2 separate regions of the Homo sapiens genome follow, and region 1 is linked to region 2. Evidence: read pairs that join two places in POLR2A ChIA-PET (ENCODE). Cell type or tissue: PC-9. All regions are shown on one strand. Links, peaks and the distances in the headings refer to the core of each region. The heading gives the core; the rest is flanking DNA. Region 1 overlaps TRIM56 (tripartite motif containing 56). Region 2 holds the start of VGF (VGF nerve growth factor inducible).

Region 1 (11,465 bases), core at 1-8,000, 62 kb after region 2:
AAAAAAAAAAAAACACCAAAGAGGAGGCCCTTCCCTGGCCAAGTGCAGGAGCCCCCACAGGAGGCACCAGGAGCTCTCTCCGGCGCCTGCAACAGGCTCTCCCGTGGGTGGAGACACCCACGCGTGTCTTCCTGAGCAGGGAGGATCTGCATCCTGCCCCCTGTTGCTGATATTCAAGTGTCTCCATTCCTCTCTCCAGGGATCACACGGGAGCAAATAGTTGGGGAGAGATCAAAGCCCACGTGGCCAGCCTGGGACAACTTTGTCAGCCCTGGCAAAGCCTGCGCATGAAGGCTTCCGGGGAAGCCACACCCCACTTAATCTGGCCAATTTTTTGTTTGTTTGTTTTTGTTTTTCTGTTTTTTGTTTTTTCTTGAGATAGAGTCTCACTCTGCCGCCCAGGCTAGAGTGCAATGGCGCGATCTCAGTTTGCTGCAAACTTCACCTCCCGGTTCAAGCAATTCTTGAGCCTCAGCCCCCCGAGTAGCGGGGATTACAGGCGTGTGCCACCAGGCCCGGCTAATTTTTCTGTTTTTAGTAGAAATGGGGTTTCACCATGTTGGCCAGGCTGGTCCTGACCTCAAGTGATCCACCCGCCATGGCCTCCTAAAGTGCTGGAATTACAGGCATGAGCCACTGCGCCCAGCCTGATTTTTGTATTTTTAGTAGAGATGACGTTTTACCATGTTGACCAGGTTGGTCTTCAACTCCTGACCTCAAATGATCTGCCCGCCTGGCCCTCCCAAAGTGCTGGGATTATAGGCGTGAGCCACCGCACCCAACCCCTGTTCACATTTCTGTGGATTTCCTGCTGCCTGGAGCTGAACTTGTAGGGACAGCTCTGCCCACCCCAAAAACCCTCTGCTCCAAGACATACCTCCCTCTGAAGACCTGTTCTGCAGGTGGAAGGCAGGGGGTGCCAGGCCTGGGAGCCTCGGGCCAGCTTGAACCCAGACCCACTCTCCTTACACCTCACCTGCCCAGTCCTAGGCTGCCTCTATGTCTCCATGAACTCCCTGTTTTCCTACCAGGAAAAAATCTTAGCTGAGGGGAAACTGTACCTCAGGGCACAGATATATTTTGTGGGATGGAATGGGATCACATATGAAATTGGTGGGCAGGGAGATAGAGAAATACCCTGGGCAGATTAAGTGGGGTGTGGCATTCCCAGAAGGTCTCTCGTGCAGACCCCCAGGGTGTGGTGAAGTTGGCCCAGGAGTGGCCATGTGGACTTTCACCTCTGCCTAACTACTGGTGACCTTGTTGCATAATCTCTCTAGCCTCACCTTCCTCATGGTTTTTTTGTTTGTTTGTTTTCGAGACAGAGTCTTGCTCTGTCACCAGGCTGGAGTGCAGTGGCGTGATCTCAGTTCACTGCAATCTCCACCTCCCGGGTTCAAGCAATTCTCCTGCCTCAGCCTCCCGAGTAGTTGGGATTACAAGCGTCTGCCACCAAGTCCAGCTAACTTTTTTTTGTATTTTTAGTAGAGACGGGGTTTCACCATATTGGCCAGGCTGGTCTCGAACTCCTGACCTTGTGATCCTCCCGCCTTGGCCTCCTAAAGTGCTGGGTTTACAGGCGTGAACCACCGCACGCTGCCTATTTCTTTGGTTGTTTGTTTTTGAGACAGGGTCTAGCTCTGTAGCCCAGGATGGAGTGCAGTGGTATAATCATGGCTCACCGCAGCCTCAACCTCCCGGACTCAGATGATCCTCCCAATTCGGCCTCCCAAGTAGCTGAGACTACAGGTACACGCCACAACACCTGGCTAATTTTTTGTATTTTTTGTAGAGATGGGATTTCACCATGTTCCCCAGGCTGGTCTCAAACTCCTGGGCTCAAGCGATACACAGGCTACGGCTCCCAAAGTGCTGGGATTATAGGCATGAGCCACCACACCCGGCTACCTTCCTCATCTTTAAAACGAGGATGGTCAGGAGTGGTGGCTCACGCCTGTAATCCCGGCACTTTGGGAAGCTGAGGCGGGTGGATCACTTGAGGCTGATCAGGAGTTTGAGAGCAGCCTGACCAACATGGTGAAATCCCGTCTGTACTAAAAATACAAAAATTAGCCGGGTGTGGTGGCACATGCCTGTAATCCCAGCTACTCGGAAGGCTGAGGCAGGACAATCGCTTGAACCTGGAGGGGCAGAGGTTGCAGTGAGCAGAGATCGCACCACTGCACTCCAGCCTGGGCGAAAGAGCAAAACTCCATCTCAAAAATAAAAAAATAAAAAAAATAAAATGGGGATGGGAGTGATACCCCCCCCACATAGAATTCCTGAGAGGACCAAAAGAGAATCCATGTGGTATGCATGGCAGGCAGAAAGGAGCCTGGCTGGGAGGAAATGTACACTGCATCCCACTCTCATTCCTGCATACATTCACTCATTCACTCATTCTGCATGTACTATAGCCCAGGCACTATTCCGGACCTATCAGTGAACAAAACAAAGTCCCCCGTCCTCATGGGGCTTGCATTCTACAGGGGTTGAAAATCGGTAACAATAAGCAGAATACATAATGAAAGGGTAGAGTATGTTAGAAGGTTAGAGAGGTATGGAAAAATAAAAAGCCCAGCAGGGAGGGGTTATTATCTTTCTGTTTGTTTTGTTTTGAGACAGGGTCTCGCTCTGTCACCCAGGCTGGAGTACAGTGGTACAATCTCAGTTTACTGCAACCTCCACCTACCAGGATCAAGCGATCCTCCTGCTCTCAGCCTCCCAAGTAGCTGGGATTATAAGTGCACACAACCACACCCAGCCAATTTTTAAACTTTTTGTAGAGATGGTGTCTCGCTATAGTGCTCAGGTTGGTCTCGAGCTCCTGGGTTCAAGCAATCCTCCTTCCTTCGCCTCCCAAAGCTCTGGGATGACAGGCATGAGCCACTGAGCTTAAATAACTTCATTCTTACTCATGCCTCCCTTCCAAGGAAAGGAATAATTAATAAATCTCTTTTGCAGAAGGGTCTCACCCCCTCAATAGAGTTGCCACCTGCCCTGGAGTGTATATGCGATCTGAACGAAAGTGACTAGGCTTTAGCATACATTCACTCATTCGTTATTTCAACCAATAGATATCTCCAAAATACCTGATTATGGAGTGCCCACTATGAATTAGAAGCCCTTGTCCTCCTGAAGGGTTTTGTAGGCAGGGAAGGAGCTGCATGTGAACAATCTAAGTTAGGCAGTGAAGCCGGGTGCGGTGGCTCATGCCTGTGATCCCAGTACTCTGGGAGGCTGAGGCGGGCAGATCACTAAAGGTCAGGAGTTCCAGACCAGCCTGGCCAACATAGTGAAACCCCGTCTCTACTAAAAATAGAAGAAATAGCTGGGCATGGTGGCGGGTGCCTGTAATTCCAGCTGCTCAGGAGGCTGAGGCAGGAGAATCACTTGGACCTGGGAGATAGAGGTTGCAGTGAGCTGAGATTGCACTACTGCATTCCAGCCTGGGTGACAGAGACTCTGTCTCAAAAAAAAAAAAAAAAAAGTTAGATGATGATCAGAGCTGCCAGGCATGGCAGGCAGGCATTGCTGGAGGGGGTGAGGTCTGCGTGTGCGCCTCACTCTGCGGCCTTGTGCCACCAGCAGCTCTCTGGACTCGGGGGTCTGCTGCACCTTGGCTTGCTTTGGCTGTTTTCTTCTAATAAGTGAATAAGTGGATGGACCGTCCCTAACCTACGATCACGGGAGGCAACATAGATACGGCTGTTTCCAAGTGTGAAGGAAGGTTTTCTGAGTTGGCCCCTGAGCAAAAATATCAACCCCCGAGAAACCCATTCCCCAACCCCCAGAAGCAGGGAAGGACGCCGTGGCCATCTGCCCAGCCATGTACCTGGCCTGCGCCACGTCCCTCCTTCTCCTCTTCTCCGGCATGGGCTTCGTTGCTGTGCTTGGGAGGTCAATCTAACCCCACGGAAAGAGTGAAGAGGAGGGAGGAGCAGAGTCTCTTGTTGCAGATACGGCTGCTCACCAAGGCTGTGGGGAGCAGACGTGACCCCTGCGTTTCTGGGGCTGTGACTGCACTAGTGCAAAGGAGGAGAGATCGGGTCTGAGGGAGGAGGCTTGGCCACATGGCTAAGAACCTGAGGCCCGTGTGTGTCCGACCGCAGAGGCAGATGCTCCGCCTTGGGGTTAGGAGCTGGGAACAGGCCGTTCTCCCTACAGTCACTGCTCACATGGACCACAGCGATCTCTCCTGCCATCGGCCCCCTCAGCTGCTGACTCATGCTCCCCAGGGTTGGCAGAGGCGCCGGTCCAACTAGCTGAGTCATCAGAGGATGAATTGCAGAATTCTTATTCAGGCTGTCACCGGCAGCCGAGGGCCCTCTCCCCCGCCAAGCCATTCAAAGCATTCCCTCCCCGCTTGTCATTGTGTCTCTCCATCTCCGTCTTGGGGGCCTTGAACAGGATGCCAGCAGGGTGCATGGTGTGTCTCTGAGCACCCCCCTTAGGTCAAAATTCCAGACCTCTCCTAATAGGGACCAGGGCCTGGTTTATTAGCACGGGGCAGCATCTCAGATCTTTTTTTTTTTTTTTTTTGAGATGGAGTTTCACTGTTGTTACCCAGGCTGGAGTGCAAAGGTGCCATCTTGGCTCACTGCAACCTCTGCCTCCCGGGTTCAAGCAATTCTCCTACCTCAGCCTCCCAAGTAGCTGGGATTAAAGGCATGCGACACCACACCTGGCTAATTTTGTATTTTTAGTAGAGACGGGGTTTCACCATGTTGGTCAGGCTGGTCTTCAACTCCCAATCTCAGGTGATCTGCCCACCTTGGCCTCCCAAAGTGCCGGGATTACAGGCGTGAGCCACTGTACCCGGCTTAGCATCTCAGATCTTATTTCATCCACTCACTCATCTTATAAATGAGGAAACAGAGATACAGATAGGCTCAAGTGACTCGGCCAGGATTTGAGCTGCTTGAGAAGGCAGAGAACTGGGCATTGGGTGCTAGGAAGGGCAGCTTTGGAGTCAGACAGTTCTCAGTCTAAATTGAAATCGACTTATTCTGAGCAAGCCTCGCCAAGCCTCGGTTGGTTTTCTCATATGTAACAGAATGTGAAGGCTTCTGGGAGTCAATGGATGGGGAGCAGGCGAAGGCAAGATCTCAGCCACTGCTATCGGTTCTCCTGTATTTGATGGGGAGGCCAGAGGCTGAGATCATTCCTCTTCCTCTTTGGGAAAACTTGGAGGGGAGAGGAAGGAAGCTTTTTTGGGGGCTCTTGGATACCAGGTTAGGGGAGTGGGTTTGGCCAGTAGGTAGATGTTCCTAGAACCCGCCCCCCCTGCAGGGAGGACCCCAAATGCCACAGGCTGGAAAGTACCCACAGATGCAGCTGGATGCGGCGGCTCACGCCTGTAATCCCAGTGCTTTGGGAGGCCGAGGCGGACAGATCGCTTGAGCCCAGGAGTTTGAGAGCAGCCTGACCAACATGGCAAAATGCCATCTCTACAAAAATTAGCCAGGTATGGTCGTGAGTGCCTGTAATCTCAGCTACTTGAGGGACTGAGACAGGAGAATCATTTGAGCCCTGGAGGTTGAGGCTGCAGTGAGCCGAGATCGCACCACTGCCCTCCAGCCTGGGCGACAAAGTGAGACCCTGTCTCAAAAAACAAAATAAAAAATAAAAAAAGGGGGCTAGGTACGGTGGCTCACGCCTGTAATCCCAGCACTTTGGGAGGACAAGGCAGGCAGATCACAAGGTCAGGAGCTGGAGACCAGCTTGGCTAATATGGTGAAATCTTGTCTCTACTAAAAATACAAAAATTAGCAGGGGATGGTGGTGGGTGCCTGTAATCTCAGCTACTCGGGAGGCTGAGGCAGGAGAATCACTTGAACCCGGGAGGTGGAGGTTGCAGTGAACCGAGATTACGCCACTGCACTCCAGCCTGGATGACAGAGAGAGACTCCGTCTCAAAAAAATAAATAGAAAAAATAGAAAAGGGAAGGTACCCACAGGTGCTTGTTTGGCTTCCACAAACCCCAAAACAAAGCCCCACGTGGTGGGCACAGCCACCATGACCTGGGTCCCTCATGTACTTCCTGCATATCACACCTGCGTGTGCCCAGGTGGAGCCCTGCATGCGCCAGCATGGGCCAGATCACCTACTGGTTCCCACCCAGAAGGTGCATGCTTCTGCAATGTCCCCAAGGAATCTGTGTGGCCACCCTGGGAGCTACCTACCATTGGGTGGCTTTGATGACCTGATTTCCTTCACTATCTGGGCCTGGTTGTTAAAGGTTCCCTGTATCCAGCCGGGTGCAGTGGCTCACGCCTGTAATCCCAGCACTTTGGGAGGCTGAGGCGGGTGGATCACTTGAGGTCAGGAGTTCTAGACCAGCCTGGTCAACATGGTGAAACCCCGTCTCTACCAAAAGTACAAAAATTAGCCAGGCGTGTTGGCTTGTGCCTATAATCCCAGCTACTCAAGAGGCTGAGGCAGGAGAATTGCTTGAACCTGGGAGGTGGAGGTTGTAGTGAGCCAAGATCGTGCCACTGCACTCCAGCCTGGACGACAAGAGCGAAACTCCGTCTCAAAAAAAAAAAAAAAGGTTCCCCGTATCCATAAACCCTTCTGAGAAAAGGTTCCAATTTTTCAAAAGAACTTTATTAAGAAACAGAGGAAAGATACAAAATTCCCATCTGAGAAAGGTTCCCATTTTTCAAAAGAACTTTATTAAGAAACACAGAAAAGATACAAAATCCATAACCAAAGGAACTGAAGAGTTTACAGCACACTGGGTTTAGCCCATGGCAATGTAGAGAAATGGGCTGGGCTGGCGCTCAGTCACTAGGCACCGACGTCCTGATTCCTCGTCTTTGACCCAGTGTCCCTTGGTTGCTAAGTCAACCAGTTCTAACTTTCTCTGGAGACAAGTCAGGCTGCCCTCCCAAACCTCCTTCCTAATGTCTTTATACACAGGCCCTCTTCCATCTGGTCCCTAAGATTTCTCACCCAGCACCTCAGGTGAGATCTAGTCTGATGTTGCTGTACTTTGTATACTGCTCCAATCACAGGAGTCTGCAGTTTCTAGAAAATCTATTTTTGCTCCTGTCCTGATCCATTTCATAAACTGCATTCACAATCCAGTTGGGTAGTCTAATTTTGCTACCTTTGGTCAAGTTACCTACTTTCCCAAGTCTGCATCTGAACTTGGTCTTTCTCCTGCTAACAACGTATTCCTAGGTACTCTCTCTGGCAGTTCTCTGCCCCAGTTCATCCAAGACCTTCTCCCCAATACAGAAGTCCGCACCCCTTTCCAATCTCCCACTTAATTTATGGGATAGCCCTAGTTCTCTGCTTACCTTTCAAGGAGAGACAATCAGAGACCTTGATCTTGGCACTCGCCTGTTCAACCCTGCCCAGCTCAGGTCAGCAACCTCATCGGTTTCCTTGCAAAACTTTTGACTTCTGCCTTGGACTTTCGCCCCTTAGAATTTTATTTCTGCAGATTTAGAATATGGCATTGCTTTATAGATACCGTAATAATAAGGCTAAAATAGAAGGAGAGCTACTCCCTTTCCAAATGATATTTTCTCTAAACTCTCAAAAGATTGGGCCACTCTTGCCATTTTTCACTTTTTCTAAATGTCTACTCTTATGGGTCCTTAACTAATACGGTCTGATTCTTAGCTGGCTTTTAAGAATGGCATTACATTTCAGCAAGCTGGCCATTGGTCCCTTCTATTCCTGAAGTCACTGTTGTGACTTCAGATAAGGCTTCTTCAAGTAACTGCTGGAAAGCAAAACAAAATGGTCTCCTCTGAAGGAGAAGCTGATTTGCAGAAAGCTCTACTCGGGTGTTCCAGAGCTTTCACTCACAACACATGTACCTAACATCCTCATACACGCTTATGCTGATGGAGGGGTATCAGGTGGGTACAAGTCAGTTGAAACTTTTCCTAACCAACACCTTGTATTTGAGCTTTATGGTGTCCGAAATACTTCTCTACATTTCTCATCCAGTCCTCACAGCAGCTCTGTGAAGTGGGCATGTGGATGTCATTATCCCAATGTTACTGATGTACAAACTGAGGCTCAGAGAGGTTAAGGCACTAGACCAAGATCACACAGCTGTTTAGTGCAGAGCCAACACTCAACCCAGGTCTCTGCTCCCTCATTCTCTTCCCATTTCTTGACACCAAGAATACGAAAGAGGTTTTCTACTTCCCTCTTCCCTACCCAAACAGGATTTTCTTTTCACTGGTCCATCCACGCACAACCTAGTCAGTTCCGAACAGGAAAAGGAACAATTTATCAAGTTAATTGTCACAATCCCAGGTGTGGTGCAGTGGGCTGGGGTAAAACATTTTGCTGTATCTTTCATGATGTTCCTGATTTCTCTCTTTTTTTTTTTTCTTTTTGAGACAGGGTCTCACTCTGTTGCCCAGGCTGGAGTGCAGTGGTACGATCTCAGCTCGCTGCAACCCCTGCCTCCCGGGCTCAAGCGATTCTCCCACCTCAGCCTCCTGAGTAGCTGGGATTACAGGCATGTGCCACCACGCCTGGCTAATTTTTGTATTTTTAGTAGAGATGGGGGTTTCACCATGTTGGCTAGGCTGGTCTCGAACTCCTGACCTCAGGTCATCCACCCGCCTCAGCCTCCCTAAGTGCTGTGATTACAAGCGTGTTCCTGGTCTCTTTGTATCTGCGATATAACTGGGAACTCTGCCTTAGTCCTGAGCAGGGCTTTCTATCAGGTCCCCAGGCCACTCAGTTACGGTGTTGGAGATTTTACCTCCAAATTATGCTCAATGCAACACTTCCCATCCATGCTTCTCATTTTCCAGTGTCCTTTGCTGCTCTCGCCCCCCTCACCTCTTTACGAAGAAAACTTAATATTTCCCTCCATCTTACAATGCCCTGTGGATTCTTACAGCTTCCCGAGAAGCCACTTGGCATCCCCATCTCTAGGGCGCCTGTGGGACTATCTTCTTGCAGCCAGGTGACGTTTCATTTCTGAAGGTTTCTATTGTTTTGCCCCCTGGGTGGGCCACGTGGCTAGAATCATTTCACCAGCCAGGACCACTGCCCATGGCTCCCATGCAACTCCGGAGAGCTGCTGTTTCCACCCCAAGGTGTGCGATCCCCTACAGTACACGGTTCCCAGTTACCCCCTCCACATGCACAGAAGCGGGACACCCCGATCTCATCTCTCCCTCTTTTATCCCCCCCTTAGGAAACCAGGTTTTGCTCTGTCACTCAGGCTGGAGTGCAGTGGCACAATCAGAGCTCACTGCAGCCTTGAACTCCTGGGCTCGAGCAATCTTCTGCCTCAGCCTCCCGAGCAGCTGGGACTACGGGTGCATGCCACCACCTCTGGCTAATTTAAAAATTTTTTTGTAGAGATGGGGTCTTGCTATGTTGCCCAGCCTAGTCTTGAACTCCTGGCCTCAAGACATCCTCCCGCCTTGGCCACGCAAAGTGCTGAGATAACAGGAGTGACCACTGCACCTGGCTCAGTCTCATTTTTTTTTTTTTTTTTTGACGCGGAGCCCAGCCTTGGGAGGCAGATGCGAACCGTGTCCACAGTGCCCCCTACTGGAGATTCCCCACAAGCCGAGGTTTTGGAGGTGGGAAAGCTTTGGAGAGTCATACCAGTCTCATCCTTGTCTAGATAGTAATTCACTTCACAGACATTCACTGAGCACCTACTATGAGGTATCACAGTGCTGGCTCTGCAGACAGAGCTGCAATGAAGACAGACACCGTTCCCTGCCCCCCTCCCCCCGCCCCCATGTAGCTGATCCCTATTCTAGTTGGTCCTGTAGAAACTCCACTTGGTTTCCAGTTGGTCTGAGTTATTTGGTGAACTCAACAAAACTTCCCCCGCCTTCCAGACACTCCACGATAATTCGATCACCTGGCAGGGGGGACCCCGACCTTTGCAAACCTTCCCAGAGCGGTTCCTTGGACTGCCACCCTGCCCCAATGGCCCTGCCTCCTGGCTGAGCCCCGGCCGGGTGGGATCCTCCTCCCTGGCTCCTGCCTCTTCTTTCATAGGACAATCTCATTCGTTCTGACACCTTCATTCTCAAACCCAGTAGTTATTGAGTATTACTTATAAAGGTGTATTTCCTTGAAGCAAATAATCAAGCATGTATGTTATGTAATGGATAATAAAAACTGAAGTAGAAATGTACACGTATGAATAATAGCACAAAATAATGAAAAACAAACAAAAAACAAAACAAAAAAAACCCCAATCTCCCAAATTAATGACTATTTACAAATTCCGAACCTATTTCTACTCAGTAATTATTTAGACAGATGTTTTCCTTGTTACTATCACTATTTGATCATAATTCCTGATTCTCCGTTTTTGAGGATTATGACTGTATCACGTAACTATTTCTTCTCAATAGTTTTCATAGTTGTCATACACAAAGAAAGGCTCATTCCCCTAATAAACCACAATCTAGTTAGCTGTCACCCTGCAGCCGAACAGTTTCCAGTTCTTGCCTGTAATATACAGAGCAGCCTCAAATGTCTGTATGCAAATATTTTTTCTCTTACATTATTTTCCCAGAATGTATTCCCCAAAGTGAGACAACTGATTCTTATAATCATTTTTGTCATTCTTGCAAAGTCTAGCCAAATTATTCTCCAGGATCATTTTTATAGTGCCAGGAGTCTATTTCTCCGCAAGATTTCTCACCCATTTATTTAACATTTATTTTTGACCACTGCAAGTGGATTTAATTATTTATTTATTATTTTTTTGAGACAGAGTCTCACTGTGACACCCAGGCTGGAGTGCAATGGGGTGAACTCGGCTCGCTGCACCCTCTGCCTCCCAGGTTCAAGCGAGTCTCCTGCCTCAGACTCCCCAGTAGCTGGGATTACAGGCATGCGCCACCACACCCGGGTAATTTTTGTATTTTTAGTAGAGATGGGGTTTCACCGTAGTGGCCAGGCTGGTCTCAAACTCCTGACCTCAGGTGATCCACCCACCTCAGCCTCCCAAAGTGCTGGGATTACAGGTGTGAGCCACCGCGTCCAGCCTTTCTTTTTTTTTTTTTTAATTATTATTATTTTTTATTTTACTAGTCCTTGCCTGCATACATTTCCTCCAGGGTACAGAGCTTATGTGGTTCTTTGACCAAATACTGTTCTAGTCATTGCATGTATTAGAGACCAAGGCTTTCCTCGTCAAATCAATTCTGCATGGTTTTCCCATCTTCTTGGTTTTCTTTTTTTTTTTTTTTTTTTAATTTTTTATTGATCATTCTTGGGTGTTTCTCGCAGAGGGGGATTTGGCAGGGTCATAGGACAATAGTGGAGGGAAGGTCAGCAGATAAACAAGTGAACAAAGGTCTCTGGTTTTCCTAGGCAGACGACCCTGCGGCCTTCCGCAGTGTTTGTGTCCCTGGGTACTTGAGATTAGGGAGTGGTGATGACTCTTAAGGAGCATGCTGCCTTCAAGCATCTGTTTAACAAAGCACATCTTGCACCGCCCTTA
Region 2 (13,684 bases), core at 3,469-11,468:
GTCCGTGTGAGTGTGTCCGTGGGCGTCTTTGTGTGTCTGCGTTTCTGTACATGTGTGTACGAGTCAGGGGGTGTCTGGGTGGGATGGATTCGGGACAACGTGCCTGGTGTACCCCAGAATCAGGTACCTCAAGTGGTTTTTTTTCTGTTGCTTTTTGATGAGGACGATGCTTGATATGTTACTATGTGCGTGTGGACGGGGAGGCAGGCGACTTGTGTGTATTGTCGAGTGTGCACAGCGCAGCCTGTGAGTCCCTGCAACCGCGTCTTGGGTCTCTGAAGTCGCATTCCTTGAGGGTTTTGGCGCCCCTCCCTCCACCTGGTAAAAGGAATGAGTGAGAACACTTAGAGCACACCTCCATTGCCCTGCACACATCTCCAGCCTAGGTCTGGGTAACTGCTAGGCTAGGTGTGACATTGTGTTTGTGTAAGTGGGTGTGTCTCCGAATCTCAGTGTGATTCTGTAGGACAGTGTGTTATGTGTGTGACAGGTGGAAGTTGAAGGAGGCTGGTTCAGGATGACAGAAGTGGTTTTCTTTCTCTTGGTGGATACCACCTTGATGGTGTGTGTGTGTCTGTGTGTGTATTTGAGTGTGTGTGTGTGTGTGTGTGTTAGTCTCTCCAGTGGCTCTCTCTTCGTGTCTCTCCCCATCTCTGTCTCTTTCTCTCTCTCTTTCTTGGTGACTCATCTCTGCGGCGTTGCCCTCCCCCGCTTGCTGGGTCTCCCCTCCCCCACTCAGGAGTGGGTGGGGGTCTGAGGGCGAATGGGACCTCAGGACTAAAAATCAGGGTGGGCACCCCCTTCCCATCACTCATCATTCCAGACCCTCCCGTAGCCCCCAGCCCACCCCTCAGTCCCTTCCCCAGGATTCCCCAGCTCTGGGATGGGGAGAGGATAGGGCAAGAGTGTGTTCTAAATGGGGCAATTTTCAGGGGGCCTTCAGCATCTTCTGTAAGTTCAAAGTGGAGACCCCTTCCCCTCTCATAAAGTGCCCCCTCCCTGCCTGCCCCTCCACCATGGCTGACGCAGTTAAAGGCTGCAGAGGTGAGTCACCGGTTGGGGGGAGGGGGAGGAGAAGAGGGGACCGGTGAGCTTCGGGGTCCACAAGCCCCTGCTCTCTCTTTCTCTCCCAGACCTTCTCAGGGAAAAGACCCAGTGCTCTTCCCCACTCTCCTGGTTTTCCACATCTTCAGCTTGGAACCCTACGATGCTGGACCCCATCTTCTCCAGCTACCCTCTTGGAGGGAGATTTAGAAACAAATACAAAGAGAGATGATGGATTCACACAAACAAGTCAGAACCAATACCAGGCATCCCCAACTAGGTCCCCATATGGGCTCTGCCTTTTCCAGCACTCTGTCTCTCCCAGTCTCTTCACTTCTCTTTCTTTTTCTACTGTCTCCCTCCTTTCCCTATCCCAAGAACCTGTGCCCAGTCCAGAAGCCCCTAGAGGCAGCAGGGTATGAAGGGCACAGCTCACCCCCAGTAGAGGCGAGTAGTGTGTGAATGAGCTGACCCAGGTAGGGAACTGGGATGGAGAGAGGCAGAAACAGAATGAGTCCAGAGACCATGCAGACAGAGTCAAGACCCAGATTGTGGAATCTCCAAGCCTTTTGTGCCCCAGGCATTCATATCCACCCCGCTCCCTCACGACAGGACGACTGGAGCCTTGGGGATGCTGATTTCTGAGAAACTCTCCTGGGCTTGTGAGCTTAAGTGGAGGAAGGGAGGGATGTGGAGTGGGGGCATGTGTGTGCTTACACACACATTGTTGTGTACCACCAAGCCAGGCACACTTTTTGGACACCAGCGGATGCCCAGAACTGGGTGTGCTCAAAGACTCCAAACTGCATGGGCATACAGGCATGCAGAAGAGATAAAAAAAAAAAACAAAAAAAAACAACCCAGCACACACACACGCGCGCGTGCACACACACCCACACCTGGAAGCAAACACAAACACAGCCACACAGACTGGAATAGAACATCACATAGTTAAATTGGAAACACTACCATGCCCATCCACTCTTGATCTGATTAAATACACAATTGCTTCCCCCCATTCCCTTTCTTTTTCTCCCCGCCCCGGCCATGTATCTCATTCATCTCCATACACACATAAACACACATGCACAAGCCATGTACATGTACACGCAGGTGTGTGTGCATACACAAGCCAACAGGCAAATACAGTTTCTCCAGGTGCCCGTCTTCTCTCATCTTGCAACTTGGTCTCTGATCCCCATCAGCCACTCAGTCAGCCCCCTTGGCTCCCTCCCTCCCCTCTCCCTTCTCTCTTGGATGGCTTCCCCTCCCCCTCTCCAGATGTCTGAGCCATCTCTCTCTGATTCATCCTCCTCAGGAAGGTAACGTGACCCCCTCCCCATCCCACTGCTCTCTGTATCCAGGCTGGGAAGATGAAGGGGACATGGGGGCGGGGAGAGGAAGGAGGGGAGGCCGTGGTTAGTTGTGCGTGGGGATGGGAGGCATCGCCTCGGGGTCTCCTACCCCCTCTTTTCCCTCCTTTCTTTGGAATCTCCACTGTCACCTTGGTTCTCAGTTTTTTTTTCTCCTTTAGCCTGCTCCTTCTACCTGTTCCAGATCCCTTCATTCCTTCCTCCTCCCCTGCCCCCATCTCTTCTCTCTTTTCTCCCTCTCCACTCCTCCCCATTTCTTTCCCCGCAGAGCTGATGGGCTTTCTTCTGGGAAAGTCGAGCCACTGATGGAAGCGAGAAGCCACTGCTGGTTATAGAGAGAAAGCACGTGAGTGTGTGTGTAGGGAGGGGGAGGTTAGAAGGAGGGTCAGTGCCAGGAAGAGGTGAGGAGGGGGGCGAGGACCGTTTCTGAAAGAGTCTCTAAGACCCTGACAGACAGCCCTGACCTTGGTTTCCAGAGTCTCAGGGTGCGGGTGCCCTGCGTGTGCCCACGAGCACCCCTATGTCCGCAGTTCGTGTGTGTCTGGCGTGTGTCATTGTCATTCCCCCCTTCCCTGCCCACGCCCCCGCACCGCTCTCTGCCAGCACCGCAGCCCCCTCCAGGCTTCCTCCCTCCCTCCCCTTCATTCCTGCAGTGGCTGCCCCCCTTGCCACCCTCTCCTCTCCCCTGCCCCCTCCCCATTTCCGTCCTCCCCCCCACCCCCGCCCACGGCTGGTCTCCCTTCACCGGACCCAGCTCTCTGATGGATTCTCTTTGCGCAAATCTGTGCGTCATCGCCCCCCACCCCCGGAACCTCTAGCTGTCCAAGCCCCCAGCCCCAACCTCTCTGGCAGGAGATACGGTCGAAGGGGCTGGTGGCAGAGAGGGGCTATCTCTGACGTTGCAGGTCCCCCTCCCATCGCGTTCAAACCTTCCCTTTAAGCGGTGGAGAGAGCTGGAGTTGAGTCACCCCCCCCCCACCTGCGCAACCCCCTCCCCACCTGCTCTGGTCTCGCCCTCCAAACGTCCTTGGGGGAGGGGAGCGGCAGGAGGGAAAGCGACTGGGGGAGTGTGGGAAGAGATGGGCCGAAGGGGGCACAGCGGGGGGCCTTGACACAAGCGGCAGTCAGGGGACAGAAGGACAGACACACCTTTTTCTCCAGACACAGCACGGATCGTGAAACAGACACGACCCAGAGGCACACACATCCTCATTCTTTCCCTTTTCTCTTCCGACTCGGACCCTTCCCGATGGGATTACCAAAACCGCAAGATCCACCCATCTGCCCCTGTCAGGGGGCTGCCACCCGCACTGCCGATTCGCGGACAGCGCCCGCAGGCGTGCAGATCTGTCCCTCTGCACTCAGGTTCACGCCGTCCTTGGGCGCGTGGTCTCGGGGTGGGGAACCCGGCCCCCTGGTCGGCTCTTGAATCTTTATCCTTCCCCTCCCCAGTATTGAGCTCCCACTGGTGCCCAGTCAGACGCTGGGACTACCCTTTTTCTATTCCACTCAGCAACGCGGGCTCCATCCAGCAGCTCCAAGTTGCTCTGCAACCCACCCTCCCGCCTTCCAGCGCCTCTGCATCCACCCTTCCATTCATTCTCCCATTCATTCATTCATCCTTTTCTCCTCGTCCCTCCTTCATTCATTCATAGCCCCCCGCCCTGCCCGCTTCAGCATTTCATTCATTCATTCATTCATTCATTTCCCGGAGCTCCGCTAGCGCACACCCCTTCAGCCGAAGGCCCCAGCGCGCAGGCGCAGGCCGGGAGAGGCAGGCACCCTCCAATCGTCGGGCGTCCTTCCTCCTCCGGGCGGCCGCCCGCTTCCCCATGAATGAACATTGACGTCAATGGGGCGGGGCGCGCCCACGTGACCCCGCGCGCTCCCCTTTATAAGGCGGTGGAGGCGCGGGCGCTGTCCAGCGTGCTGAAGCCGGAGCGAGCTAGCCGCCCGGAGCCGCGCCGACCCAGCTGAGCCCAGCCCACGGGACGCCAGACCTCGACCGTCGCTCCTACCCCGGCCACCGCTCGGAGCCGAGGCGGACGCGTCCCGATCTTCCCCTGTCCCCACCCTGCCCCGACCCTCCTCTCCACCTCTCGCGTCGTGACACCAGCTGGTAAATACTCCGCTGTTCGTCCCTCAAACCCTCGGCAGCCAGCCGTGGGCGTGAGGGAGGGTTCTCTCTCCTCTCGATGGGGGTGTTGCAAACACAGCGGGGAGCCCCCTGGTAAGGGTCCCCGGTAAACGGGGGAGTCGCAGCTTTTTCTCTTGCTGCTGAAGTCGCCCACGCACCATCCGGGGAGTCCTACGGGGAGGGAGCAGAGATTTTTTTTTCCCCCATATTGCTGCTGCTTAGTACGTGGGCGATGGCAGTGAGATGGCTCAGGGAAGGGGCCGAGGAGGCCCTGGGTAAGCGAGGGCTTCGGGGGTTATTTTCCCATTTACACGGCTCCAGAGATCGGCACAACATCTTCCTCCTTTGCTCCTAAACGTTCCTCTTCTGGGTAAGGTTTGGGGGATCAGGGAAGCCCCGGGTTTCCTGCTGAAAGGTGGGGGAAGGGAACGTAGACCTAGAGAGGGGAATTCTTACAGAAATCCTCTTTTTTTGGTCCCTTCTATTTTTCAGTCTCCGGCAGCCTCTTGGTCATGAAAGCCCTCAGATTGTCGGCTTCCGCCCTCTTCTGCCTTCTGCTGATCAACGGGTTAGGGGCAGCACCCCCTGGTCGCCCTGAGGCGCAGCCTCCTCCTCTCAGCTCTGAGCATAAAGAGCCGGTAGCCGGGGACGCAGTGCCCGGGCCAAAGGATGGCAGCGCCCCAGAGGTCCGAGGCGCTCGGAATTCCGAGCCGCAGGACGAGGGAGAGCTTTTCCAGGGCGTGGATCCCCGGGCGCTGGCCGCGGTGCTGCTGCAGGCACTCGACCGTCCCGCCTCACCCCCGGCACCAAGCGGCTCCCAGCAGGGGCCGGAGGAAGAAGCAGCTGAAGCTCTGCTGACCGAGACCGTGCGCAGCCAGACCCACAGCCTCCCGGCGCCGGAGAGCCCGGAGCCCGCGGCTCCGCCTCGCCCTCAGACTCCGGAGAATGGGCCCGAGGCGAGCGATCCCTCCGAGGAGCTCGAGGCGCTAGCGTCCCTGCTCCAGGAACTGCGAGATTTCAGTCCAAGTAGCGCCAAGCGCCAGCAGGAGACGGCGGCAGCAGAGACGGAAACCCGCACGCACACGCTGACCCGAGTGAATCTGGAGAGCCCGGGGCCAGAGCGCGTATGGCGCGCTTCCTGGGGAGAGTTCCAGGCGCGTGTCCCGGAGCGCGCGCCCCTGCCGCCCCCGGCCCCCTCTCAATTCCAGGCGCGTATGCCCGACAGCGGGCCCCTTCCCGAAACCCACAAGTTCGGGGAAGGAGTGTCCTCCCCCAAAACACACCTAGGCGAGGCATTGGCACCCCTGTCCAAGGCGTACCAAGGCGTGGCCGCCCCGTTCCCCAAGGCGCGCCGGCCGGAGAGCGCACTCCTGGGCGGCTCCGAGGCGGGCGAGCGCCTTCTCCAGCAAGGGCTGGCGCAGGTGGAGGCCGGGCGGCGGCAGGCGGAGGCCACGCGGCAGGCCGCGGCGCAGGAAGAGCGGCTGGCCGACCTCGCCTCGGACCTGCTGCTCCAGTATTTGCTGCAGGGCGGGGCCCGGCAGCGCGGCCTCGGGGGTCGGGGGCTGCAGGAGGCGGCGGAGGAGCGAGAGAGTGCAAGGGAGGAGGAGGAGGCGGAGCAGGAGAGACGCGGCGGGGAGGAGAGGGTGGGGGAAGAGGATGAGGAGGCGGCCGAGGCGGAGGCAGAGGCGGAGGAGGCGGAGAGGGCGCGGCAGAACGCGCTCCTGTTCGCGGAGGAGGAGGACGGGGAAGCCGGCGCCGAGGACAAGCGCTCCCAGGAGGAGACGCCGGGCCACCGGCGGAAGGAGGCCGAGGGGACAGAGGAGGGCGGGGAGGAGGAGGACGACGAGGAGATGGATCCGCAGACGATCGACAGCCTCATTGAGCTGTCCACCAAACTCCACCTGCCAGCGGACGACGTGGTCAGCATCATCGAGGAGGTGGAGGAGAAGCGGAAGCGGAAGAAGAACGCCCCTCCCGAGCCCGTGCCGCCCCCCCGTGCCGCCCCCGCCCCCACCCACGTCCGCTCCCCGCAGCCCCCGCCCCCCGCCCCCGCTCCCGCACGAGACGAGCTGCCGGACTGGAACGAGGTGCTCCCGCCCTGGGATCGGGAGGAGGACGAGGTGTACCCGCCAGGGCCGTACCACCCTTTCCCCAACTACATCCGGCCGCGGACACTGCAGCCGCCCTCGGCCTTGCGCCGCCGCCACTACCACCACGCCTTGCCGCCTTCGCGCCACTATCCCGGCCGGGAGGCCCAGGCGCGGCGCGCGCAGGAGGAGGCGGAGGCGGAGGAGCGCCGGCTGCAGGAGCAGGAGGAGCTGGAGAATTACATCGAGCACGTGCTGCTCCGGCGCCCGTGACTGCCCTTCCCGGTCCCGCCCCCGCGCGCCCCCGCCGCGCGCGCGCGCCGGCGCCCCCCTCCGTGTTGCCCGCTCCCCCTCGGTGTTTGCATGCGCCCCGGCCCTGCCCCTTGGCCCTGCCCCTGTCCCCGGGCTGCGTCGGGACCTGCCAGACCCCCCTCCCGGGTCCTGAGCCCGAACTCCCAGAGCTCACCCGCGGGTGACCGGGGGCCAGCCCAGGAGGGCGGGTGGTTTGTGCGAGTTCCCTTGCCACGCGGGGCCCCGGCCCCATCAAGTCCCTCTGGGGACGTCCCCGTCGGAAACCGGAAAAAGCAGTTCCAGTTAATTGTGTGAAGTGTGTCTGTCTCCAGCCCTTCGGGCCTCCCACGAGCCCCTCCAGCCTCTCCAAGTCGCTGTGAATTGACCCCTTCTTTCCTTTCTCTGTTGTAAATACCCCTCACGGAGGAAATAGTTTTGCTAAGAAATAAAAGTGACTATTTTATTAGGACTTTGTTCTCGGTTATTCACCCGTCCCCTTGGGCCTGTGTGGTCCTTCCCAAGGGGCGGTGAGGGAAGCGCCAGCCACAGTCCCCGTCTCCTCCTGCTTCCTGCCCCCAAACTAAGGCAAGGGGTAAGTGGGGAAAGTCCTCAAACTGTTTTTAGAGGAGAAGAATGTGGCTCGCACCCATTAAGAAACCCGAAATTCCACTTCCAGCTTGGGGGCTGGTGGTAAAGTCATCTTTCCCCAGGGCTTGACAGAGAGAGGCCCAGCGGAATGCAATAAAAGAGCCAATTGTCTGCGATCAGTCCAGCGACCTCTGGTTCAAAAGAAAAAGGCGACCCGCAGAAGGTGCCACAACTCTGGGTGCCAGTGGGCTCCTTTTTCCCAAGATCCTGGGGCCGCGCGGGTAATGCCGGAGTTTCCTGTGTTCACCCACCCACCTCCCTCCACTGATCCCTACATTCCTGGTCCTAGGTACTTTGCAAGAAATGCGGGGAGGAGGGAGTGGCAGCCACAGAGACATGCTGGCTAAAGCCACTTCTTAACTTTTTTTTTTTTTTTTTTTTTGAGACAGGGTCTCACTATGTTGCCCAGGCTGGAGTGCAGTGGTGCAATCACAGCTCACTGCAACCTCGACTTCCTGGGCTCAAGTGATCCTCCTACCCCAACCTCCTGAGTAGCTGGGACTACAAGTGTGCACCATTATGCCCAGCTAATGTTTGCATTTTTTGTAGGGATGAGGTTTTGCCAGCTTGCTCAGCTGGTCTGGAACTCCTGGGCTCAAGCGACCTCCCCACCTTGGCCTCCCATCTTAAGCCTTTTCTAATCGCAGGTACTTGTGAACTGATTCAAATAAAACTAAACTGGGCAAACGAAATCACCCACAACAGACCCGCATCCTGAAGAGTTGCTCCTCCTTCCATAAAGGCAGCTCAGGGAGTTGGGGGCAGCCCGTTTGGAGACGCATTGGGCATAAAAATCCGTTTAAGGTAGGGTGGCCAGATAAAATACAGGAAATGAAATCTGAAATTCCAGATACACAACAGATGCAGTTTTAGAGTTAAATGTGTCCCAAACACTGCATGCAACACATTTATCCCTAAAATGATTTGTTGTGTATCTGGAATTCTCATTTAACTGCGTGCTCTCCGTTTCTTCCCAAGGCTGGCAGGATCCCCTTGGCCTCCCGATGATGCCAGCAGCCCTGCCTTCCTTCACAGAGCCCAAGGCCAGCAAAGTCCAGAAATGCTTTTACTTTTATTTCAGAAGAAAGGACATAAAGGCAGACACTTCCCCCTCCCCCTCCCCACCCCTCCCAGCTCCTGCCTCACCCAGAACTGGAGTGAAAGGCCAGGGCCAGGACCAGGGTCCCATAAAGCTTGCCCTTCCCCCAACCCTTCCTTCCCTCAAAGTGGCAAGGTTAGAAAAAAATTAACTATGTTGTTCCTCCCTGGCACTGGATAAAGGCCCCACTGCAGCCAAGGAGAAAGAGGGGGGTCCAGGCTCCCCTCCCAGGCAGAGAAGCTGCCTGGCTGGCTAGGGGGAGGGTGGAGGTAGGTTATGGGACAGAGAGGACAAGAAGTGCCCTGAACACCTTTTCCCTTTAACCTGACATATTTATATATTTACAGTTATTAGGGAGGGAAGGACATCTGGGGTGACATCAGTTCTGCAAAGGCAGGGAATAAAAGCCAAATAGCACCCCCATCTGGGTCACATTTTCCTGCCTCCTAGCTTCTAAAACCTTCAGTGGGAAAAGGGGAAAGTGGAGGTAGGGGGTGGAGGGAGGGAATGTTTGAAGGGCCTGAGCCCACAGCTCACTCCGAAAGGTGAGGCAGCAGAGGAGGGGCAGCCGAGTCCCACCAAGAACAGGGCCCTGGGCAGAGGAGAAGCAGCCGTTCCCGCCACGCTGCCAGGACCCCATCGCCACACCCCGGCCCAGCAGGGGCTATGCCAAACCCATCTCCTCCAGCACACTCCGTGGCGACTCATCCTCCTAAGGCAGAGACAGACAGAGGGTGACGCAGAGACACCAGGAGAGGCCGACAGGGTGGGCAAGACAGCAGTCACGAGGAAGAGTCAGACGGGGGAGGCACAGACACGGGGGAGGGGGAGAGAAGCCAATGTGAGCCCAAGGCCGGACCAGTGAGCCCTTCATGGGGCACCCACCAGCCTCCCAGGGCCAGCCCCAGAGCCAGCCAACAGTGGCAGGGGGGGTCCAGGTTGAGTCCGTCACCACCCAGAGAACCCAAAGCCAGGACCTTGGTAAGCAGGGGCCCCGCCTTGACACCTGGGGGTAAAGGGAGTGAAGCCGGGACAAGGAGGTGGGGGATCTTTCTGGGGCCCTGGGGGGTACAGCTGACTGGGTCCTGTTTTTCAGAGTGGGGAAAAGGCAGAGGGAGGTGAGTGCCAGGTCCCTGAGGGAAGGTGAACCAGGCTGCAGGGAGATGCGTCATTAGGGTCTGAGCGCAACACTGGTGACACGATGGGTGTGTGTGCCAGGGCATGTGTGTGTGTGTGTGTGTGTGCGCGCCAGGGTGTGTGTGTGTGCGTGTGTGGGAAGGTGAAGCTCGACCAGTGAGGTGGCAAGTTCAGTTCTGCCCTCTCTCCCACTGCAAAGATGAGCCCTCCCTCGCCCCCCATCTCTCCCCCTCCTCAGAGCCAGCTCAGGCCGGGCTCGCTCATCACTGCAGATTCCGGTGACTCATCTCCCTGCACCAGGGCTCGGTGATGGCACAGCAGAGAGGGGGCAGGCAGTAATGGGGTGAGGGCGGGGGCGCTGGGGAGCAGGGAGAACCAACATCCAGGTGCCCTCTGCCAGCCCCCAAATCCCCATAGCCTTTTCCTCCTGAGACGCAGAGGCTTTGGAGTATGTGTGTGTTAAAAAAAAAAAAAAGAAAAAAAAAAGAGAGGTGGGGGAAGAAATCAGGGAAGAAAAGAATGACCTACCAGGTGCCCCTTCTCCAATTCTCCAAGCAACCCTTAACTCCAGAGCAAACCCTTAACCCTTTGGTGTTAAGCCTTGCTCAGAGAATTGGACAAAGGAGACTGGGTGGCCACGAGACATCTGGGGGCTTGGGAGAAGGACAGAGCTTGGAATGAGGGGTGCACAGGTGGGCTATCTGCCACCCTACCTCCCACCCCATGGGGTCAGGGCTTGAGAGTAAGCTGGAGAGCTGGGCGTGGTGGGGGTCAGATACCACAGGGAGGGGGGGCTCCTTGGCGACGGTGGGCAGGGCAGGCCGGGTGTCCAGGGGAGGGAGGACCCTGTCCGCCACTGTGCGCTTCCTCCTCCTCCTCACTGTCCCTGGCCCGTACCTCTTGCAGTAGGTCAGCCTGCTCGATGGCTTTCAGCACACTCTTCTTGGAGGTGTCCTGGACATCCCCCCCCATCAAAAACTCATCCAGGATGAAGTAGGCCTTCTCAAAGTTGAAGATGATGTCCAGCTCGCACACCTGGGAGGGCGGGGAGAGGCTAAGTTGAGCATGGAGGGGCAACTGGAGCCACTTCCTTTTCAAGACCGTGCCTCCCACCTTGGGTTCTGCCCCCAACCTCCAAGCCTTAGTCATTGGTCAGCTTTTTCAGTTTTTTTGTTTCGTTATTTTGTTAGAGACAGGGTCTCTTGCTCTGTCGTCCAGGCTGCAGTGCAGTGGCATGATCACAGCTCACTGCAGCCTCAAACTCCTGGGCTCAAGTGATCCTCCTGCCTCAGCTTCCTGAGTAGCTGGGACTACAGGTGCATGCTATCACGCCCACCTCATTTTTAAAATATTTTGTAGAGATAGGGTCTTGCCATGTTGGCCAGGCTGGTCTCGAACTTCTGGCCTCAAGTGACCCACCTGCCTCAGCTTCCCAAAATGCTGGGATCACAGGCGTGAGCCACCGCGCCTTGCCTTGGATCAGTTTTTTTCCCTCTTCCTCTTGCATCTTTCCTCCTGATCATGAAACATTAGTTGCCTTATCTACCTTTGTCTATGGTTCCCCTTGCCTTCCCCCCAAAATCTGTGACGTTCTTCCCACCAAAGGCTGTGGTAGCCCCGCTTCCTGGACACTGTGGGGCAGGGAAAGAGGGAATTCTGGACCATGGGGTGGAAGACTTGAGTTCCAAGCAGGGCTCTGCCACTAACCATCTAGCTAAACAAGTCATGAAACATCTCTAAGTCTCAGTTTTCTGGCCTCAAAAATGGGGATACCAACACCTACTGCTAGGATGGGATAAGGAGCAAACGAGAGGACGCAAAAGCACTTTATAACACAAATTATGGAGTTACTACTACGCCCCATCTAAGATCTGAGCTGTCCCTCAGATAAGTTAATTCAGAATCTCTGGGAGTGGAACCTGGACATTGCCATTCAAAAAAATTCTCCAGAAAACTCCAATGCAAATCCAAGATCAGCAACCAGTGATAAAAATCTGAATATGGGGCTGGGTACAGTGGCTCACGCCTATAATCCCAGACTTTGGGAGGCTGAGGTGGGAGGATCACTTGAGCCCCAGAGTTAGAGACCCAGCCTGGGCAACATAGCAAGACCTCATCTCTTAAAAAAAAAAATACAAAAATTAGCTGGGCATAGTGGTGTGCACCTGCAGTCCCACCTCCTCAGGGGACTGAGGCAGGAGGATGGCTTGAGCCCAGAGGTTAAGGCTGCAGTGAGCTACGATTGTGCCACTGCACTCCAGCCATAGGCGGCATTCCTCCAGGTGATAGGGTGAGACTGTGTCTCTAAAAAAATAAAAATTTGAACTAATCAAAACATCTGAACTTGGTCTCTGTGTGAAAAGTCCGAGCTAAGCTCTAAGTGGAGATTAAGTGCCTGATCCTGCCCCCAGTTTCCCCACTCAGGGACGATTATGGGACATGGTTAATAGGCTTAAAGCTTAAAAAGGGAAATTAATTACTGTTCTTACTGCTCCAACTTCACCTCTCCCCTGAAACTTCCAGGGCAGAGACTGGAGGGGCCTCAAAGTTTGGTGGATTACCAAAGGGGATTGCTGGGAATGGAAACTGGTGGGCAGAGGAGACTTACACTGCCAAAGTATTTGTCTAAGAGCTCCACGTATCGGTGGATCAGCTCCAGTGTGATGAGCTCATTGTCTTGGCCCTCGATGGCGCAGCAGAAGTAGAGGCTGGCATATCTGCGGAGAGGAGCGCATGAGACATCGCTACAAGCTTGCTTCAGGACCCAGGCATTCTGGTCTCAAACCTCTCACCAGCCTGGAGGTGGTCTGTGCCCTGGCTGGCCACAGGTGAGGTGGCCCTAGGGCATGTAAAGAGTAACTCACCTGCCTCTTTGTGCTGTCTTAAAAACATGCAAAGAACGCATGCTTTTTCCTTCCTGCCCTCTGACCTCCTAAGTTTGACTCAGCAAAAACCTGAGCCAAGTAATTTACCTGCTCCGAGGAGAAGGAACCGGAAAGGGTGTGTGTGTGCGTGTGTGTTAGGAAAAGTAGGGCAGGACCTTTGACTGCAAGGGACATGCGCAGTGGGGCAAGACAGGGCCCAAAGGGACACGTGAGTGAGGCAGGTGTTGCACGTGAGCAAAACCAAGTGGTAAACAAGAACTTCTTTAAGAGTTTGGGGAGAAAAAAAAAAAAAAAAAAGGAAGCTGACATTCATTACTGTCCTCCAGATGTCCTCAGCTCCCAGGTCTCCCTGACCTACAGGACGACCATTTCTCAGACATTTTAACCCACTGCCCAACTTGAATCTAGGCAGGTCTGAAAGTAGGTGGGGAGTCACCTCTTATAGACAACTTTGAGGTCCCTCCACTCCAGGAAGCTGCACATCTTGGGCTTTCGAGCCAGGACAACCTGCATGAGCTCGCGCACCATCTTCTTCCGTTCCTTGTCCGAAGTGGCCAGGTACCATTTTTGCAGCCGCAGTTTTCCCTGCCGGCTGAATAATAGCATGAACCGCATCTGTGGGGGATGGGAGGGCAGAACCGAGGGTAACCACACATTCCCCAAACTTATCTCCAGCTAATTCTTCTCTACTTTCTTCCAACATCCAGCCCCTTGCTCTCAAGGCTGGGTGTTTCCACCAGCAGGGGGAAGTCAGAGCTTCTGAGTCTGTCAGCTGGGTTCAAATCCTGGCTCTACTAGTTATGCAAGGCCTTGGCCCAATTACTACTGTAAGTCTCTGGGCCTCAGTTTCCTTATGTGTAAAATGGACATTGTACCTGCCTTGCACAGTTGTTAGGTGAGACTAAATGATTTGATATATGCAAGTCCCTAGCACAGGCAGGCAGTATAACATGTTAGCTATTATTATTATTATTTTTGAGACA

Evidence for each region. ChIA-PET counts read pairs that join two places held together with the same protein. Peaks named below come from ENCODE experiments on the same cell type or tissue, not always from the same donor. Only the 100,000 strongest peaks of a DNase experiment are listed, where the experiment ranks them.
Region 1: POLR2A ChIA-PET joins it to region 2 with 11 read pairs; 10 of 35 experiments call an interaction of 5 or more read pairs at or near these places.

What each region holds. Positions count from the first base shown.
Region 1 is chr7:101,093,091-101,104,555 of GRCh38, reverse strand. It overlaps TRIM56 (tripartite motif containing 56), which reads right to left. Exons shown (of 3, transcript NM_030961.3): 3 at 6,589-11,465. Among named protein-coding and RNA genes, the nearest start is that of TRIM56, 13 kb to the right of the region's middle. RefSeq lists cis regulatory regions at 4,219-4,229, 4,264-4,274 and enhancers at 4,152-4,296, 4,197-4,341, 4,094-4,388, 3,749-4,456, 4,457-5,164. In PC-9, for the core only: no CTCF peak of the experiment used is centred there; DNase peaks (open chromatin) are centred at 1,235, 3,505 and 4,225; H3K4me3 peaks cover 1,833 bases; H3K27ac peaks cover 5,318 bases.
Region 2 is chr7:101,156,226-101,169,909 of GRCh38, reverse strand. AP1S1 (adaptor related protein complex 1 subunit sigma 1) reads right to left here. Exons shown (of 5, transcript NM_001283.5): 2 at 13,138-13,316; 3 at 12,425-12,533; 4 at 10,714-10,851; 5 at 8,634-9,391. The coding sequence ends at 9,344. VGF (VGF nerve growth factor inducible) reads left to right here and starts at 4,341. Exons shown (of 2, transcript NM_003378.4): 1 at 4,341-4,536; 2 at 5,047-7,401. The coding sequence starts at 5,067. The coding sequence ends at 6,914. It overlaps MIR4653 (microRNA 4653), which reads right to left and starts at 10,437; the gene lies at 10,355-10,437. RefSeq lists silencers at 926-1,096, 4,311-4,410, 6,173-6,312, 6,473-6,522, 7,083-7,172 and an enhancer at 12,350-13,549. In PC-9, for the core only: no CTCF peak of the experiment used is centred there; DNase peaks (open chromatin) are centred at 4,259, 5,329, 6,319, 7,599 and 2 weaker places; H3K4me3 peaks cover 4,267 bases; H3K27ac peaks cover 3,968 bases.